Linked DNA regions of Homo sapiens: region 2 is linked to region 1. A link is a loop called in an ENCODE intact Hi-C map of the cell type or tissue named here. Cell type or tissue: ascending aorta. All regions are shown on one strand.

Evidence for each region. Hi-C counts contacts between places; a loop is a spot of excess contacts. Peaks named below come from ENCODE experiments on the same cell type or tissue, not always from the same donor. Only the 100,000 strongest peaks of a DNase experiment are listed, where the experiment ranks them.
Region 2: it touches region 1 in a loop (4-fold over the local background); 4 of 110 quality-filtered maps call a loop at or near these places.

Annotation. Positions count from the first base shown.
Region 1 is chr2:67,917,163-67,919,662 of GRCh38, forward strand. No RefSeq gene overlaps it. Among named protein-coding and RNA genes, the nearest start is that of LINC01812, 93 kb to the left of the region's middle. RefSeq lists an enhancer at 2,488-2,500. In ascending aorta, no CTCF peak of the experiment used is centred here; DNase peaks (open chromatin) are centred at 478 and 1,549; H3K27ac peaks cover 2,500 bases.
Region 2 is chr2:67,849,797-67,852,296 of GRCh38, forward strand. No RefSeq gene overlaps it. Among named protein-coding and RNA genes, the nearest start is that of LINC01812, 25 kb to the left of the region's middle. In ascending aorta, no CTCF peak of the experiment used is centred here; no DNase peak of the experiment used is centred here.

The DNA of each region.
Region 1 (2,500 bases):
AAAACAAAAATGATTGGATTTTTAAGCTGACATTCCAAGTTCCCGGTCACAATAACCTGAAGTGAAATGGTGATACAATTTCTTCACAATCTTGTGATTCAGCCTTAATACATTCTTAAAATACTTATTTGGGTCTATTCATAACAACAATAAAAACCTATTACGACAGGAAATATATCCCCTAAAATATATTCTGATACTTGACAAAAAAAAAACACACACACACACACATTTGTCTTCCAATAATGCCAGAGGCCACTGGTTTGTAGTCAATTCAGAAAGAAGTCATTCATGAGGAATGTTTTTGGCTTCCAAAAACATTCAAAAAAATCAGAACAATGGAATCTCCTTTGGCAAATATGAGACATGAGACTATTTCCTCAGGGCAATCCAGATGTATCTCTGAGGACTCAGCTCCATAGGAATCAACATGATCTCCAGAGAATGGTGCAGGTCAGCTGGGGCTGTCCTCTCTCCACTACCACCCAGGCTTGAGCTCCCTTTCCCTTGCTCCTGGTCACTCTACTAACTTCCCAACTGGGCTCCTCTACATCTCCAAAGGAAGGTACTTTCTTACCTTTGCTCCAGTCAAGCTGAAATATTCACAGTTCCCTAGATAGGCCCTGACCCTCTCTGGGTTAATGACTGTGCTCAGTCTATTTTCTCTTCCTATAATGCTTTCTTCTCTTCCCCCCTACAATATTCCACTCCAGTCCATGATCCCATTCTTCCAACATGAGTCATTTCCTCAGGAAGACATTCCTGATCATTTCAAAATCTCCTCAGATGTGTCTCTCTCCTCCACCATATTTTTTTTTTTTTTTTTAGGCGGAGTTTCCTTCTTATTACCCAGGCTGGAGTGCAGTGGTACGATCTTGGCTCACTGCAACCTCCACCTCCCCGGTTCAAGCAATTCTCCTGCCTCAGCCTCCCGAGTAGCTGGGATTACACGGACCTGTCGCCGTGCCCAGATAATTTTTTTGTATTTTTAGTAGAGACGGGGTTTCGCCATGTTGGCCAGGCTGGTCTCGAACTCCTAACCTCAGGTGATCTGCTCGCCTCAGCCTCCCAAAGTGCTGGGATTATAGGCATGAGCCATCGCATCTGGCCTCCTCCACCATTATTTCTTTATCCATGGCACTTAGAGCATTAGACTTGAATGAGAAAGTAATCAGAGCTATCTATTTTCTTTATCGTTATGACACTTGGTACCTAACACTATGGCTACATAAAGAGCTGATCAAGAAATATTTATGAATGAATCCTTCTATTAGGTCTGAACTGTATCCTTCTATAAGGTATGAACAGGCTGAGAGGTCTTGGAAGTGGAAGAAATAAAATGGGATTCCATCTCCAGACTTGAATTCTTCTCCCAGAGGCAGAACACCAGAATTGATGGGAGCCAGGCACAGTGGCTCAGGCATGTAATCTCATCACTTTGAGAGGCCAAGGAGGGAGGATCGCTTGAGCCCAGGAGTTTGAGACAAGCCTGGGCAACATAGCCAAGACTCCATCTTTACCAAAAATAACAAATTAGCTAGACTCAGTGGTATGCGCCTGTAGTCCCAGCTACTTGGCAGGCTGAGGCAGGAGGATCTCTTGAGCCCAGAAGTTGGAGACTGCAGTGAGCCACCATTGGGCCACTGCACTCCAGCCTGGGTGGCAGAGTCAGACCCTGTCTCAAGAGCACAAAACGGCTGATCTGATGAAGCACATAGTCTTATTTCATGCCTCAGTGAAGACCAGAATGATTGGCTGTGCCCAAAAGAAGGGCACAGAGTCCCTCAAGAGGGGTGAATTTAGCTTCTCCAGAAGGGCACCTAGAGCAACAGAGACTTTCCCTCTGGGCAGCAGAAAAATGTCCACAATGCCATCATATGGTATAGAAATGTACTGGGCTTCTGTTGTTTTTGCCAGAACATGTTCATTTCTCCCCTTTTCTCCCCCCATCACATGGTTCAGGTTCAACCATTGTCTCCCTCCCTGAGTAAAGAAAAAAATTATTCATGACACTTTTTAAAGAATGGTAAGGGAGACTTTACTGAGGGAAACTATCAAGATAGTTATAAGGACTACTGCAATGGGGCCTTGCAGTGGGGAGAGAAATTGGGCTCAACTCTGAATACAATGAGGAAAAGTAGAAATTTCTAGCCAGTTGGGGGCAGGGGGACGGTGTGGATGGATGAAAAATTACTAAGAGGAAACATCGGGGGTGAGAGGTGATTCTGCCTAAACCAAACTAACAAGATTATTGCTGAAGGCTGCCTAGGGGAGGGTGGGAGTGAAGAATTTGGTGAGATATTTGGCAATCAGATACTAAAGGTGGGGGATTCTGGCTAAATCAGCTTAACAAAATTCTTGTCAAAATTGGGTGATACAAAGACAGACATGAAAGTACAAAAGTCAAGGCCTGGTTGGGAAGAAGAAAATTCAGAGGATTCTGACTAAAGTTTGGTCAAGTAAAGACTCTTTGTTACTCCCAGCATCCAGGAGGGGTCAG
Region 2 (2,500 bases), 67 kb before region 1:
GTACCACGTATAAGGAGGTATTTAATAAAAGGAATTGGATTATAATAATGAAGATATGAATCATGATGATGATAAGTGGATGATAAATTACTTTAACTCTTCACTCCGTGGGCACATGCCCACAAGAGTGGGATCTTCAATTTATATGGATCCCTTTAATTTCTACTACGCTTCACAGTTTTCAGGCAATTTTATCTCATCTATGCCTCAAAACTCGGAAGGACAGACATTATTAATAGTAGTGTTTTTAAACTGATGGGATAGAAGCTCAAAAATAGCAAGTGACATATTCAAGTTGTCACAGTGGATAAAGGCAGAAAGCCAGCACTAAAACCCCACCCTTGCCTGTAGGCTGGGACTCTGAATTATACCTCTCGAGCAGAACACATAAGCTTTAAACTACTTTATGTTTTTGAACCCTGATGTTATTTCTTGAAGATTTTAAGGTCTTTAAATGAATGGGTTATGTCTTTTTTGTCACTGAATTTGCCTGTGCGCAGAACAGAACCTTGTATACAATAGGAGAAACTCTCAATTAATGTTTATTAAAGATAATGATATATGGACTCAGCATATGGTGAGATCAGCAACATCTATTAGCATAAGAAGGGGCTGGAAAAAATGAAAGTGAGCCTAACCTCAGTCTACCAAGAACACAAGGACACTGTCTCTACCTTTGGTGTCTGGATCTTGGGTGGGAGAGGGTGATCAAAATTTGACCTCAGTGTGCCAGAGTCATTTTATCTATAACATAAGGAGATAGGACTGGAAAATTTCCGTGAGACCCTTCATTATTAGAATGCCATGATTCTAATCGCCACTTGAAAGTTCCTGAGAAAAGAACCATGTGAATGGCAGAGAGATAAGGTACTACGGTTCAAATCTTCTCTGGTTCTTTATGAAAAGCTTTAAGTCTCAAAATATCTGCTCTGCCTTTTCTTAATAAGTTGTGCCCATGCAAATCCCTATTCTCTCAATGTAAGCACAATCACCAAAAAAGAGAGACAACTACACCCTAGTGAGAAGCTCCACAAATACACTCTCTGGAGGTCTCCCTGTCAGGTTCCTACTTCCACCTACACCCTTTATCTCTAAGTCTCTGCCATCACTGATGCTGAAAGACATTTTTTTTAAGGTAGGATCTTCTAAATCCAGCCCTCTGTAAATCCTTGCCCCAGATCTGAGCAAACTAATTCTTTAGGTTAAACCCAATCTTTCTATCTCTCCAGAAATGTGGGAGAATCAAAGAATCAAAACTCAAGAATTCTCATGGCCTCCGTGTTAAAAATAGCCGTGTCTTCAAAAGATTCTGACGTCAGATTTCAAATCCCAATTCTCAGTCCATCCCATTGAATCATCCATCATTTAAAATGTAAGAAAATTTTCACACAGGTCTTTCCTGCCTCAGTAGTCAACCCAACCCAGCAAAAGCCTCACACAGCATTCTATCCTCCAAGTCATGTTTTGGCTGATGGCCCATGGAAATCCCCTTTTAAGGAAAAAGAGAAGAAAACTAAAAATATGAGAGTAGTCAGCCACTCTCATACCACCCTTGAAATAAATCACCAATGCCCAGAATTCCCTCTTCTTCTCTAGTTTTAGATAACTATGTATTATAGTGGGAGATGATGATGATGACATTGATGACAATGATGATGATGTGAGCAATAACAATGAACATTTTTGAACATTATCTACACTGTCCTAAGTGCTACAGATTTATTTTTTCCATTTAATCTTAACAACTTTCTCCACTAGTATTATTAAACCTATTAGTTTCCTCATTTCACAGATAAGGCAACTGAGAATTAGAGAAGTTAAGTAACTTGTCCATTGCTCTGGAGCTGAAAGACAGAATTCAGACCCAGATATGTTTGATTCTAAATCCTCCAAACATTTGACTTTCCTACTTCTCAGAGACGGGAGGCAATAGTGAAACTGAGGGGATTGTGCAGAGCCAGGAGAGGGTGTAGAAGAAGAATCTCAGGAGTGAGAGCTGCAGAAACAGGATCGCATCAGAAGCTACCCCTAAGGAGGAGAGGATAAGCACAGGAATGCCATTTAGACAATTATTCTTAAACCAGATTAAACCCTGAAAATCCATTAAATTGGAAGCATCACTCTCATTTTTTTTATAACCAAATTTAAGAATGCCAACTTTTGGGGAAATTCCATAATTTGCAGATACTGAAATAGTAACAATAACAACTAAAAACACCAATTTCCTTTCTTTCTTTTACCACCTGTGGACCTTATGGGGTAAGGGGCAGATGGTAAATTTGGGGGGAGGCTAGTCTATTTTGAATGTTTATTTACAAGGCTACATTCATGCCATCCACCAAACACCATCTGCTGGGCTATTTCTTCCATGAAACTAGAGCATTTTGTTCCATAGCAAATAAAAGTGCGACCAGAATTCTATCAGCATGCTGTGTTTGGGAGAGCACCAACACTTTTCAAAACCAGCTTTAATCTTTCTCCAAGTCCGATGCAAAGAAGG